2 separate regions of the Homo sapiens genome follow, and region 2 is linked to region 1. Evidence: chromatin loops called from intact Hi-C (ENCODE). Cell type or tissue: IMR-90. All regions are shown on one strand.

Region 1 (8,000 bases):
AGAGATAAGGCAAGAGCTGCAGGTCTCCCAGTACTACAGTGTTCTGGCCTGGAACTCTGAGGAGCTCAAGAATTCTAAATTTGAACCAGGCCTTCTAAGCCCTTATACATTTATATTTGTCAAGGCATTCAGGTAGAGCATATTTTAAGAACAGTTTGATAGCTTGATTTATAACCTTACATATGGCATTTTGGCTCTATTTGTACTATTATCCTGGGAGCTTCAAGAGGCCTGAAGATTGTTTACACCAAACTAAGTAGTTTATATTACATCTTGAGGGCAATGTGGAATATTAAAAGATTTTAGTCAAACAAGTGTTATTGGTTTACTGATATTTCACAAGAACCCAGAAGGAAACCCATCACACTGCAGACACATAGTAAATATTTTTGAGTGAATGAATTACCATTTGAATTTTAGAAAGATCACTCTGGTGCAGTGTGGGGAATGTTTTGGAGAAGAACAGGATTGGAAATGAAGAGACTAGTTAGAAGGCTCTAGAAGTAACTCAAGATAAGAGGTGTTGATGTCCCTAACCCAGTTGTGGATATTAGGATGAATAGAATTGGAAAAACACACACACATCTACTGTTGTGTTTGTCACACTATGTTATAATATTTTTCCTATGGGCCCATCTCCCATAACAACTATGACATCCTTGAGAATAAGCCATTACTTCCTCACCACATTATTCTCAATGCCTAAAATTGGCATATGGTAGCCATTTGAAAAAGATTTATTGAATTAACTGATTAATGCGTGAAAGGATTATAATTTGTAATTCTCACAACGACCTTATGAGATTTCTTTATTTGGTTGAGAAAACTAAGTCTTGGAGAGATTAAATAACTTGGAATAAAATCTGAGCATCCACATTGTCCACAAAACCCAAAATGATCTGGCCTCTCCAACATCACCTATGCAACATTCACTCTCATTCACTCCATTCCAGCTACACTTGCTCATTTTTCCTTACCCAATGGCTATCTCACTTTTTTGGCACTTGTTTTATTTCCTCTGCTCTTTCCTTCAGCTCTTTGCTTTCCCTGGCCATTTTCACAACTTGGCTCAGATGTCACCTTTCCGGAAAGGTCTTCCCAGGCTACTCAGTATAAGACAGATCTTTCCAAACAAGAGTCAGAGTAAATCACACTCCATCCTATTACCTTATTTTACTTTCTTCATAGCTACTACACTATATGAAATGACCTTGCTTATGATGTATGATGTATTTATTGTTAGCCTTTCTTTCCCACAAGAAAATAATCTCTTTGAGGGCAGGACTTGCCTATCTCTTTAGGAACTGATACACCACCTGACACATAATAGACAATCGGTAGGTATTTAGCATCCATTAATGACTGGATGAATAAATGAATGAATGAATGATCTTGAGAACTTCATAAGGTATGGAGGCAAGATTTGAACACAGCATCATCTGATTACAGAGTCCTTGCTTCTGCCCATGCCTCTCATGCAGCTTCATGAAATCCCATAATCACAGGACCATCTGTCTTATTCACCACTATATTTCCAGCTCTAAATCAATGTGTGGCATATGATAGGTGCTTAATAAATATTTTGTGGATGAATTAAATATGAATTAACGTGACTGTTTTAAAGAACCTGCCTCATTACTTTATAATCACATGGTAAACAGGGTTACTATTACCTTGACCAGGACACCAGGAATATAGTGGGGTTTTATGACTGTTGACAAAATACACAAGACTATGATTCTAACTGTCCCAACACTGTCAAGCTGCGTTATCAGGAGACACATTAGAAACTCTTATAATTGTCCAGGCAAGAGATGATGAGAATCCGAACTAGGACTGTAGCACAGGGGATGACAAGGAGGAGCTACGGATTCAAGAAAGTGTTAGGAGTAAAACAGGCTGGGCTAGGGGATTTATTGAGTGTGGTGTGTGGGGGAAAAAAGTAGCCTTCAAGCTTCATACTGAGTGTGCAAGCCGGATTACAATGAGTTGATGGGTAGCTACATTCTGGAACATGGAATAAGTAAGGTGGGGTGGAGATTAGAATATAATTTGGGGATTCAAGGAAATGTCAACATCGAATGGGAGATAGTAGAGCATATTTGTAAATTTCTTAGAATCAGATGGGATTCAGAGCAAGAAGATACAAGAAAGAGAGATTGAATGATGGAGCAAGGCCCATAGATGCTTTGAAACTGTTTAATAGTCCCTGTGTGTACCTAAATGCATGTATGGTGTTTATCCAGGAGAAATGGTTTTTAAAATAAGGTTGCTCATTTCTTGCCTTTCCTAGGCTGCAAAGAACACACAACTAACAGGTGATATAGAATTTGAAGCTTAAAGACCAAGTCTACTCTAGGAGTTACTGTTCCAAATGCTTTTCTCAAGGAGATAAATTACCGAATTAGAAATAATGCAGGTTGGGCTCAGTGGCTCACGCCTATAATTCCAACACTTTGGGAGGCCAAGATGGAAGAATTTCCTGAGGCCAGGAGTTTAAGACCAGACTGGGCAACATAGTGAGACCCCATCTCTACACAAATAAAAATAAAAATAAATATTTACTGGGTATGATGGTGTACACCTGTAGTCCTAGCTACCAGAAAGGCTGAGACAGGAAGATTGCCTGAGCCCAGGAGTTCAAGGATGCAGTAAGCTAGGCGCAAATGCACTCCTGCCTGGGTGACAGAGCAAGACTCTGTCTTCAAAAGAAAAAAAAAAGGAAAAGAATAATGCCTTATTAAAGAGAAAGTACGGTTCTTTGAAAATTTTTTATTTCATTTTAAGAAGTTCTTGGCAGTATTAAAGTTTCTGATCTATCTTAGTCATACTAGGAACATGAATCACCACATACCTTCTTCTTGCGTGTGTGTGTGTGTCTGTGTGTTTGTATTTGTGTGTGTGTACAATCTTGAGAATCAGAACAACATTTTGGCCAAAGACTGACTGCATAAATGATGGTGGCCCCATAAGATTATAATGGAGTTGCAACATTCCTAGCACCTAGCGACACTGTAGCTTTAGTAAGATCGTAGCAGAAGGCATTACTCATGTGTTTGTGGTGATGCTCATGTAAACAAACTTACTGTGTTGCTAGTCATATAAAAGTAGAACACATACAGTTATGTATAGCATACAACACTTGATAAGGATAATAAACAACTATGTTGTTACTGGTTTATGTATTTGCTATACTGTAATTTTAATTATTATTTTAGAGTACCCTTCTTCTACTTACAAAAAAATTTAAAAAGTTAATTGTAAAACAGCCTCAGGCAAGTACTTCAGGAGATATTCTAGAAGAAGGCATTGTTATCATGGGAGATGACAGCTTCATGTATGTTAGCGCCCCTAGAGACAACCCAATGGAAAAAGATGTGAAAGTGGAAGACAGTGATGTTATTTTTAACCCTGATCCTGTGTGGGCCTATGCTAATGTGCGTGTTTGTGTCTTAGTTTTCTAACAACATCTTTTAGAAGTTAAAAAAATTTTAATACAAAGAAGCTTACAGAAAAAGGATATAAAAAGAAAATATTTTTGTACAACTACATCATATTTATGCTTTAAGTGTTATTACCAAGGAGTCAAAATTTTTTTTAAAAAATTTAAAGTTTATAAAGCAAAAAAGTCACAGTAATCTAAGGTTAATTTATTATTGAAAAAGAAAATTTAAAATATGGTACATATTTTACATGGAATATGGTACATATTGTACATGGAATACAATGCAGCCATAAAAGATAACAAGATCAAGTCCTTTGCAGGAGCGTGGTTGGAGTTGGAGGTCATTATCCTTAGCAAACTAATGCAGGAAGAGTAAACCACAAAGCACATGTCCTCACTTATAAGTGAGAGTTAAATGATGAGAACATACAGACACAAAGAGGGAACACTGGGGCCTACCTGAGGGAGGAGGATGGGAGGAGGAAGAGGAGCAGAGAAAATAAAATAACTATTGGGCACTAGGCTTAGTACCTCGGTGACTAAATAATCTGAAGAAAAGAAAAAAACCATGACACAAGTTTACCTATAAAACAAATCTGCACGTGTAGCCCTGAACCTAAAATAAAAGTTAAAAGAGAAAATTTAAAAATAAATTTTAGTATAGCCTAAGTGGACAGTGTTTATAAAGTCTGCAGTAGTATACAGTAATGTCCTAGATATTCACATTCACTCACTACTTATTCACTGACTCACCCAGGGCAACTTCCAGTCATGCAAACTCCATTCATGATAACTACCCTGTGTAAGTGTACCATTTTTGAATATTTTATACTGTATTGTAATTGAACCTTTCTATATTTAGATATGTTTAGATACACAAATACTTACCACGGTGTTACAATCGCCTGTAGTACTCAGCACAGTAACATACTATACAGGTTTGTAGCCTAGGAGCAATAAGTTATACCATGTAGCCTAGCTGTGTAGTAGGCTGTACTATCTAGGTTTGTGTAAGCACCCTCTAAGATGTTCACACAATGATGAAATCACCTAACAATGCATTTCTCAGAACGTGTCCCTGTTTTTAAGGAACGCATGACTATAGATAGATAGATAGATGATAGACTATGATAGAGATGATAGGTAGATAGATAGATGATAGATAGATAGATATATAGATAGATAGATAGAAAGTAGATAAATGAATGAACCTATCTGAAATAAAAAGACTGTAAATTAGTGTAGTTTATTAATTGGTTTACTCCTCTAGACACAGAACAGGGTAGGCAGGCACAGAAGCAGAGCCCCTCCAAGCCCAGCAGCGGTCTTTCCTGGGCACATGGCTAAGGCAGCTTGGAGCCACATCACATGCCTTTCTCCTGAACTTTCACAGGAGATTAGCTTTTGCTTCTTGGGTAACTGAATAAGTGGAAAGAAAAGATGTTTGTAACTAACACCAAAGAAAAGTCCATTTGTTCTCAAGACACTGAGTGTGTTGTTCAACCCAGTGAGTTCATGTATGCATTTTCTTGGACCCTGCAAGGGTCATAAAGGCAGCAGGGTGACAAGCCACTTGGTTCAAGTCATGCCCATTCAGGCTGCCCCCAGGGCAGTATTAACTTAGGCAGTTGCTTTTTTCCTTCTCTGGGTTTAAAAGAAAAAAGACTCAGAAGAATGTATATATGCATCTTGCTTCTTTGCTCACTTGCGCTCTCTCTCTCTCTCTCTCTCTCTCTGTCTCTCTCTCCTGCCACTGCCTTTGGGACAGTGATGACCTCAGCCTTCCTCATTCTCAATACTAACTTTTCTTTCTTATTTTGACGTTGGGGCCCAGGGGCAGTGCTGCTGGCAGAGATGAGCCCAGCTTGAAAACAGAGAGTCCTCCAGCCCCACCCTGGAGCTCAGCTCTCCCGATACCATGGGAAAATGGGGAGAGCAATAAGAGTCTCAAGGAGCCAAATCTAATCTACATACTCAGGATCAGGAATTCTAATCCTTGATTCAATCTGATTGCTGCTGAGGGTCAAAATTGTGTAAGTACTTTAAGGTGAGGCCCAGTTATGGGGAGTTCTTATCCTAATAAGGCCCCGAATCGCATACAACCAATTAGATGAGAAAAAAGAAATCTCTCTTAATCAGTCATGTGTGCAAAGATTAATGCCCAAGGATAAGTACTGCCATATTATTTATAGACTCCAAAACTGGAAACAATCCTAAATATCTACAATATGGAATTGATTAGATATATGTGTGGAACATACCTACAGTGAATTTATGCAATCATTTAAAATCATGTAGTATTGAATATTTAACAATATAGGAAAATTCTCAACATAAGAACATGTAGTGGCTAATCCCAAATTATAGAAAATATGCAATTGTTTGCAAAAGGAAAGAAAAAGGAATATGTGGTAGGAAGTTTTTTTCTACTTGATTTTAAAATTATTTTTTCAAATAGTCAACAATAAGCTTGTCTAATTTTTATAAGCAGAAAAATAATACTATGTAAAATAAATCAATCATTTCTGATTATGGTGGTTCATATGAAAAAGAACAAAGTTTAGGGGACTATTCTTGTCTAACTTCTTGGAAACCAAGTAAATCAAACAATCAGCAAGAATTTACTATGGGAAACTGAGACACTGACAAAAAATGATTTGTATAGATTTGCATGGCAAGAACAGAAGGCTCACTTTCTCTTCAAGTCAGGACCTACTTCTAGAAGAATGTCTGGCATTAGTATTTAATGCCCTAGTGTTACCAGAAGTCAATCTATTATGCTTTCTCTTTTTCTGGTATTTGCATTTAAGTCTTATCTCCAGTAAGATCCTAAAGGCTCTATCATTTGTTAAGAAACTTCAGACATTGGTAAGTATATGGAAGGTGTGTGTAACTGGTTTTATAATGACAGCATTAGATACAGATTCAGAATCCTGGGCCTTGAGCCACTGCTTTGCTAGCTTACTAAATTATCTGAACTTCAGTTGCTTCATCTGCAAGATGGGGATGATGATAACTACCTCAGCATGTGGTCCTGAAGATTTACTCATTTAATTAAAAAGTATTTACTGAGAAGCTACTTTGCACTGTGCTGGACACTTAGGGTGTAATAGTATCAATCCCTGTCCTAACACAATTTACAGTCTAGTAGGAGACATAGGCAGATACAAAGAAAATTACAAGAGTGTGGCAATTGCTATGATGGTGGCAATGCAGCACTGTAGGAATACATAAGAATGAGAACTAATCCGAAAGAAGTGGTGATATCTAAAACAAAAGACAGAGTATGGGCAGAACTTTTCTAGGCAAAGATGGGCAGAAGACAGTCCCAGGAGAATTGAAAAAATATATTCTAAGGCCTAGAAATAACAATGGATAAATAAATACGTAAATTTAATGGAAATTAAGTAGTTTTAAAGTGATTGAACACATTTATCCAAACTGTACTAGAACACATGTACCCAAACTGTACTACTTACTAAGGCCCAAATGTTATAAGACTTTGTATTAAGTTATAATATACTCAAAATTTTACTTGATGACATATAAAGATGCAAAATGTTCATTTGTCAAAATTTGCTAATAATGGGTAGTGGAAAGAGCCTATGAATACATTGAATAATGTATCCGAAGATATCTTGGTATTTCAGATTCTAAAAAAAAAAAATAAGCAACATCTTTTTAAGTTTCTTGTCATCCTGAGTCATTTTCCTTATTTTTCCTGCTTCCAAATGCCCAGAGTTAGATGATGCATGGGCCATGCCCATTTTACAGCATTGCTTTGTGGCCAGATACAACTGCACACATAAAAACACAAGGAAGACGTGGCATGGGGGCCATATTTTAGGCGTTTTGTGGCCAGGAAGCTCATTATAAAAGAACAGTGGGTTGTGACAATGGTGTGGTAGAAGGGTAATATATAGGAGTAAGAGTTCCCGGTCTCACTCTATTTTGAGGTAGTGGCACCACCCAGATATTGTATTCAGCTGTGGGTATCACACTTTAAGAGGGCTATTGAGGATCTGGAACCCGTTCACCGTCAGGATGTAGAGAAGACTTGACAGTCTCAGGAGTAATGATGGAAGTAAAAGGGCAGCTTATTTGGAGGAGATGAACATAACAAGACAGGATATCTGTCTTCAAATAGAAAAGCAACAGTCATATGAAAAGAAGCACATTTACTCTCTGTGGCTCTGAAGTGTCACAGAGAACCACAGGAGAAATACTAATGAAAAAATTTCAGCTCAGTTAAAAGGATCACTTTATAATCATGAAATCCGGCCAGAGATGGAATAAGTTATTTATAAAGGGTGAGCTCTCTATTACTGTGTAAGCAGATAATGGATAGCTTACTAAATTATCTGAACTTCAGTTGCTTCATCTGTAAGATGGGGATGATGATAACTATACCAAGATTCAATACTAACCTATAGGATATAGGTCTACCTATACTAAGATTCAATAAGATCTTAGCATCTTAGGTGATAATATAAAAAAAATTCTAGCATCATATGAATAATTAGACTATACAAACTCTAAGTTTTCTTCCCAATCA
Region 2 (8,000 bases), 110 kb after region 1:
AGAATACAGAAATGAGATAGATGCAACATTTTGTCCTTAGAGTTTTTACTTTAATGAGAGAGATATAATGAAAAACATACAAATAAAAATGATTATTCTAGATAGTGAAAACACTCATGAAGAAAAATTTAAAAGGGTGGCATAGCATAGAGTGAGTCAGGTGAAAGATTTCTTTAGATTGGGTGGTCAGGGACAGCTTTCTGAGGAGGAAACATTTGAGCTGAGATTAGAATGTTAATGAGACAGCAATGACAGGATTTGGAGGAAGAGTCCCAGAAGAGCCTTAAGATGAGAACAAAATTGGTGGGGATGAGGAATGGAAAGGAGGCAGATGCAGCTGGAAAGGGATAAGGGAAGAGAAAACAGTTGATGAGGTCAGAGATGCTATTAGGGCCCAGCACCTGTGGTAGAGAATTTTAATTTTATCCCAACTGCAGTGAAAAGACATTAAAGAATTTTGAGGCTGCTGTTTAGAGAGCTGATTACATATTGGCAAAAATGGAGCAGAAAGACCAGTTAGGGGCAACTGCAGTAGTTCAGGTGAGAAATTACAATGCCTGGACTAGGTAGTCCACGAAGATGGGAGGAAGTAAATGTCTTTCATGATAGAACAGCCAGCATGTGCTCATAAATTGCACGAAAAAAAATGGGACTGGATTGTTATGCTAGTGACATTTTCTGAATTCAGGAAGACTAGGAGAGAATAGATTTGGGAGAGGGATGGGAAATCAAGTGAAGTATTGGAAATGTTGACTTGGAGATTCCTATTCATCATCTAAACAGAGATGTCAAGAAGCTGACTGTACAAGAGGTCAAAGAAGGGGTTCATAGCTGAAGATATGTAGAGTATCTCATAAGACCCCTGAGGGCACACCCCTTGCAAAGCCCAACCCCAGATTTCAAACACAGTCTTTCCCAGTTTCGCATTGGGAAACTGGAATGGGAAGCTGGGCAAGATTGCGTAATGGGAAACCGGGAAAGACTGTGTTTGAAATCTGGAGTTTAACTGATCCTATCTTAGTATTAATTCTCCATTAAAGTACTTAGTCTCCATCTGATTTCCCTCTAAATGGGGTCTTTATAAGCTCTCTTCCTTTGTTACCAGGGTCTTCTTAAATGCAAACAGAATAGGCACCTACACCAAACAGAATGAAGTTGCAAGTATTCTTAAGTGAGAAGATAACTTGCATTCTAAGACAAGCTAGATGACATCCACAGAGTTCTTAAGAAGGATTGTTTCCAACAACAGTCTGACCTACTGACTCTTTCACCAGTCTTCACCTCTTCTTCATCCACCACTTGCACTCTTTATTTTCCCTTTTGAGGAACCTATCTGTCTTTATTTCAACCAACAGCCACCTAGTCAACCCTTGGATGTTAAAAGTTTACTCATCTCGAGATATATTTGCTTTTTACCTGGGAGACTGAAGAGGCAACAGATCTTGAAGATCAAATAAATGACTCTCAGATAGTAGGATTTCAAGTAGGACCTCTCTAATCTCAACGCATGGGCTGGTTCCTTTCCTGTGGCCTGCTCTGTCCATTTTTTTTTTCATATTTTCCATCTTAAAAATTCCCCTCCCCAGGAAACTGTGACACATGCTACAACATGGATGAACCAGGAGGATATCATATTAAGTGAAATAAACAAATCACAAAATGACAAATGCTGTATGATTCCACTTAGATGAGGTACCTAGAGTAGTCAAACTCCTAGAAACAGAAAGTAGAATGACGGTTGTCAGGGGCTGGGAGGAGAAAGAAACGAGGAATTGTTATTCACAGGTAACAGAGGTTCAGTTTTGCAACATGAGAAAGTTCTGGAGATTGGTTGCACAAGAACATGAATATACTTAACACTTCTGAACTGCACACTGAAAAGCGGTTAGAATGGCGAATTTTATGTGAAATCACAATTTGGAGGTGTTTTTTAATTATTAAAGCTAAAAGAGCAAGTCAGAGAGATGTGAAGCATAAAAGGGATTCAACACGCTGTGGCTTTGAAGATGGAGGAGTCTGCAGAATGAAGAATTCATGTGGCCTCTGTAGGGTGGGCTCAACCAGCAAACAGGAACCTCAGTCCTGTAAACATGAGAAACTATGAGGAACTGAATTATGACAACCTGAAAGAACCTGGAAATGTAGTCTTCCCCAGATCCTGCATATAAGAGCCAGTCTAACACCCTGATTTCAGCCTTGAGAGACCCCCAGCAGAGAACACAGTTGAGTAATATACAGATCTGTGAGAAAATAAATGGACATTTTACACCACTAAAAAAAAGATCCCTTGTTTTAACCTCAAGCTCCTCTCTTCCATGAGCTACCATCTCATTTCTCCTTTACAGACATACTATTTGACATTCAGTATCTACTTCATCTCTTTCATTGCTTATACTTTCCCCCAAAATGTCAGTGACTTTCTTTAGTTCCCAGTTCCAATGGGCATTCTAAACGTTTTCTATTACTTGACCTTTGTGGTACTTGATGCTCCTGACTACTTAGTCCTTTATGAAATATTTTCTCCCTTGGATTCTGTAACCCACTCTTCTGGTTTCTCTAACCTCTTTTGCTGTTTCTTCCCGAGCTCCTTTGTAGATTCTACTGTCTCTAGTTAACTCTCAAATTTGTTGTCCTCCAGGGCTCTTTTATTTACCCTAGCTTCTCTCCTTCATGTACTCTTTCTGGGGATTTTTATCCTCATTCACAACTTCCACTCTTACCTATGTATGTTATTATTGGCTCCAAACATATTTCTCTGGCTTGTACCTCTTGGCTAAACTCCAGATCTGTATATCCAACTGTGTATGGGGCATCTCCACCTAGAAAGCCCAAAGATCTTCAAATTAATATGTCTAAATCATTCTTTCCTTATCAAAGCTGCACCTTTTCCTGCATTTGCCATCTTGATGAATATCAGTCTTCCAAATTTAATCACTCAAACTAGAAGACAAGAGATGTTGTCTATACTCCTCTTTGCCCCTCAAAACCTCTGCCACAATCCATCCACTTATCCAATTCTAAGAGATTCCACCTCCAAACTGTCTCTTGAATATGTCCCCATCCCACCCTTCTATATCTACTGTTACTTTCTTAGTCCGTGATCTAATCACTTCACACTTGATTATGGCAATTGCTTCCTGTTTTCTTATTTCCTAAATTGTCACCCTATTTTCAGTTTGCCCCACTGCAATTCATTCTCCACCCTGGAGCAATCTTTCTAAAATGCAATTTTCTTCATTAAATTCCTTTAATAGCTCTGCATTTGTTCAGGATAAAGCTCAAATTCTTTTTCTTAGTATCTAATGCCTTACAAGATATGGCACTTGCCTAATTCACAAACTATCCCTCTGTCTATGTACATACTTGGGACATACTAAATTCTTACCAACTTAGTAATATGTCAAGCTGTTTCTTATCTGCACTCCTTTGGACATGTTTTGCTTATCCATAATTACCAACTCATTCTTCAAATTTTAGCTTAGTTATTATTCCCTTGAAATATCTATTCTACTTAAACAATTCAACAAGCAAAAAACAAATAACTCCATTAAAAATAGGCAAAGGGGCCAGGCACAGTGGCTCACTCCTGTAATCCCAGCACTTGGGAGGCCAAGAGGGGCAGATCACTTGAGATCGGAAGTTTGAGACCAGCAGACGCTCTCAAAAGAAGATATACAAGTGGCCAGCAAACATGAAAAAATGCTCAGCATCAGTAATCATCAGAGCAATGCAAATCAAAACCACAATGAGATACCATCTCACACCAGTCAGAATGGCTATTATTAAAAAGTCAAAAAACAACAGATGCTAGCGAGACTGCAGAGAAAAGGGAACACTGTTGATGGGAATGCAAATTAGTCCAGCCACTGAGGAAAGCAGTCTGGAGATTTCTCAAAGAACTTAAAACATTAAAACAGAGCTATTATTTGACTCAACAACCCCACTGCTGGGTATATACTCAAAGGAAAATAAATCATTCTACCAAAAAGACACATTCACTCGTATGTTTATTGCTGCACTATTCACAATAGAAAAGACATGGAATCAATCCAGGTGCCCATCAATGGTAGATTGGATAAAGAAAATCTGGTACATATGCACCATGGAATACTATGCAGCCTTAAAAAAGAATAAAATCATGTCCTGTGCAACAACATGGATGCAGTTAGAAGCCATAGTACTAAGAGAATTAATGCAGGAACAGAAAACAAAACACTGCATATTCTCACTTACAAGTGGTAGCTAAATATTGAGCACACATGGACATAAATATGGGAACAACAGATGAACAATAGACACTGGGAACTACTAGAGGGGGGAGTTCAAAAACTACCTATTGGGTACTATGCTCACTACCTCGGATGATGGGATCCATACTCCAAAATTTATCATCATGCAATATTTACATGTAACAAACCTACACCTGTACCCTCTTGTGTCTAAAATAAAAGTTGAATTTTTTTTTAAAAAATTAAATCAATGGTATTTTCTCTTTCTCCCAACAACTGATGTGCACACCTGGTCAATTAAGCAGTTATCTTCCCAGCAATTCTAACGCTTACACATGTGGATGTTCAAATAAAATATCATAAAGCTAGTTTCAGACTCTATTTTGAAAAGTAGCTCTTTCTTTTAATCATACTTGGAATTTTAAAATTTGTGGCAGAATGACCCAGAAAAAGGGTACTAGAAGGAGTACAGTGAATTTATCGAATGCTTCAGTGGGGTGCAGCAAGTTGAGCATTTAAGACTCTGAGCTCTCATCCCCATTTCAAGCTTTGTAGCATCACTTTGATCTATCTTACTGCTTTGGAATATGTTATTTGGGGAAAAAAATTTTACTTGAAATAAAGTTAGAAAACTATTTGGATTATAAAAGTGAATTTTCTATGATCTGTGTATGAACCTATTTTCCTTTTGGGAAATTTCCTTGTGGACCCTCCTTGCACATCTGCTACTTGAAACAAGGTTGTTCTTCTTTTGTTCACCAGATTCTTTCTGCAATTCGCTGAGGACTATAAGCCTGAAATAGAAAATAGATTTATAGCTTTATTATAATGCAATACTTTGAATTTAGGCACAACTAATATGTTTGAATTGTCTCCGCAGGATTGTTGGGTTAGAGATACAGAATAGTGGCCCTGAAGTTACCCTCCCTGTGTTTACATTGTAGCTCTGCTAATTTCTAGTTGTGTGACCTTAGAAAAATCAGCTCATCTCTGTGCACCTCTAGCTCCATCTCTGTAAAATGAAGTTAATAACAGAAGCTATTTTATAGCACTGTGGTAAGGATTAAATGAGTTAATATATGTGAAGCTTTCTGAAGAGCCCTTGGCACATAGTACTGAGCTCAGTAATTGATAGCTGTTGTACTATTATTATTACTTACACATGGACATCCCAATCCTTGAACGTATGGTATTATTCATAAGGGCCAGCACTATTCCTAGCCAGCTCCATAAAAATGAGAGCTGTATGGTTTTCTCTTCTTAGCAGCCTGAAGCAACAAAGCATACATCTAGTCCTTGCCTTTATGGATATCCACTTGCAGGACTGGAAATTCTTGCCTGATCAATCACTGTAGAACTCAATTGTTTAAGAACTCAGAAGCTTCCAGAATAATGCTCATCTATCCTCTCTACCTTGTATGTGCTGTTCCCTGCCTTTGAGATCCTCTCTTGTCTTCTCCATTGGACCAGAAGAGGATAGAAGGTGGCCCTAAACCTTGCTTTTGTTTTTCTTATATTAGGACACAAAGTTGAGTAAGAGAGAGTCCCCTGGAAGACTTTCAGTTAAGAAGGAATGACAGTCCAGTGAACCTGTGGTTACAATAAAAGTTTAAGAGTTTTTATGGCAGTGGATAATATTTTTTAATTTATTAATGATTTTCTTCACTCTTCCTTGCATAAGGCTGTGCTCTACTAAACCAGATACACTGTTACCTCTAGGAAGATTTTGTTTTAACTAGAATGCAAAGAAAAGGCCACCATTCAGCATTTGATTTGCAACAGAGAATCATGAGGCCCATGGCAAAGCTGTGGTCATGAAAACCAGGGTTTTCTCAGAAATCAAGGTACTTCTAAAGGTAAACAACTTCTCTTTCCATATCAGGAGCAAAACTTGAAATTTGAAACATATGATTTTACTATAACCTTTAGATAGTAAAGCTTATATTATATTATATTATATTACTATGTTGTAAAGCTCTTATCTTTACTGTCTAAGTGAACCTTAGATAGTAAAGATAAACCTCCAAATTGTCTGAGTTTCAAGTAAAGCTTAGATAATAAAGACAAAAATTTTTCTTTAGAGAAATTTAAGGATTATGATTTAAGGGAAGTTGCCATCTATCCAAGGAGTAAAAATAAAGTGGAAAGGACCTCTGACTTGAGGGATAGAAATCAGACAGGGAGAGCTACAGAAGACTAGACAAGGGAGAAGATGATCATGAGTCCCTGAGTTTATCCCCAGCACAGGGGCCAGGTATATAGAGACTGGAGGGTTTTGCAGCAGCAGAAATTGCCACAAAACTCCAGGCACATTGAGACAGAACCCACAAGCATTTTTTCCATGCTAGTGCCCTGCTTTCCTAGGCTATCCAAGCTGGCCTTGGAGTGGTAGAACAACAAAGGGAAGTGTCCACAGAGACAGGCCTGCTATGGGACAACTGACTCCCATGGTGCTCATATGATGTGGAAGGAGTCCAGAAGCTCCTGAATGCCTCCGGGAATGTGGACCATGAGTGCTGGCTGGTGAACTTACTCAAGGCAACGATGGGCCAAGCTGGGGATGGAATGGAGTCACTGGGAATCTGAAGCACCGCGAGAGCCAGCGTGGGGCCTGATCAACAAGAGGTGATGGCCAAACACTTTGGATACTGTTTCAGAGCAACACGCAAACCATGTTTTCCTCTGCCCTCATACCACAACAACAATCATCAACACAGAAGAAGACTTCTGTGACCAAAGTGTGGGGGTTTTTCCCCGGGTATCCTCCAATCAGTTCTAACATTATGTACCCAGAAACAGCAACAGATATCACATATGGAGGGCTCAGTCCTACAAGTCTGCCCCCTTCTCCCACCAGCCTCAAGTCCAGGCCTCCAGAACTCCTGACCGATCAGCTTCAAGTTGGGGTTCCCATGACCCTATCTTTGGGTTTGATTTATTTATTAGAGCAGCTCATAGAACTTACAGAAACATATTTACTGGTATGTTATGAAGGATATTTTAAAGAATACAAATAAACAGCCAAATGAAGAGATACATAGGGAAGGTCTGGAAGCATGGACAACTGTGTCACAATGTGACTGTACAGAAAGGATATGACCTGAATAAACCCAGCAAGGCCTGCCTGCTCAGGGTTTTCTGGATCTCTCTGTGCAGCATTCCTTCCTGCGGAGTATGGGGTAGAACCCACTCTGGAATGAGGTTCTCATGACCCACAATCAGATGAGAGTCCTGCCTTGGGCAGGTGAAAAGAAGGCAGGAGAAGGTCAGAGAGAGAGATTCCATTTTCTGAGGCCTGTTCCTAAGGCCTAAAGTACCCCAACATTGTGACAAAAGAATATAACAAAGATTATGAGGTTTCTGAGCTAGGAACTGTATATGAAAACCTGTGTGTGTGTGTGTGTGTGTGTGTGTGTGTGTGTGTGTGTGTGTGTGTGTGTGTGTAATCATATCACAAGAGCCATCATCATGCCTCACCCATCCTGGAAGAATACAACCTGAGTGGAGTTACAACAGCCATACGCTGCTCAGTAGCAGCTTTAATGTAAATAGAGGCTGACTCCCAAAGACCAGGTGGGATGAGCTTAACTAGAGCCCCAGAAGCAAGCAAAGAAGGACAGCACATAAATTGCCCACCTCTCCCCTGCTTCCTGGATACCATTAATTCACGCAAACCTTCCCTTGCTTCCAGACTCTATCTACTCCCTAGAGAGGGCAGTTAGAACATTTGAAGTGTCAGATTATTTATCCAAAACACACAGAGTTACCTTA

What was found. Hi-C counts contacts between places; a loop is a spot of excess contacts. Peaks named below come from ENCODE experiments on the same cell type or tissue, not always from the same donor. Only the 100,000 strongest peaks of a DNase experiment are listed, where the experiment ranks them.
Region 2: it touches region 1 in a loop (9-fold over the local background); 14 of 110 quality-filtered maps call a loop at or near these places.

The regions. Positions count from the first base shown.
Region 1 is chr11:95,581,418-95,589,417 of GRCh38, forward strand. No RefSeq gene overlaps it. Among named protein-coding and RNA genes, the nearest start is that of FAM76B, 200 kb to the right of the region's middle. In IMR-90, no CTCF peak of the experiment used is centred here; DNase peaks (open chromatin) are centred at 2,954 and 4,204; H3K27ac peaks cover 635 bases.
Region 2 is chr11:95,689,356-95,697,355 of GRCh38, forward strand. No RefSeq gene overlaps it. Among named protein-coding and RNA genes, the nearest start is that of FAM76B, 96 kb to the right of the region's middle. In IMR-90, no CTCF peak of the experiment used is centred here; no DNase peak of the experiment used is centred here; H3K27ac peaks cover 209 bases.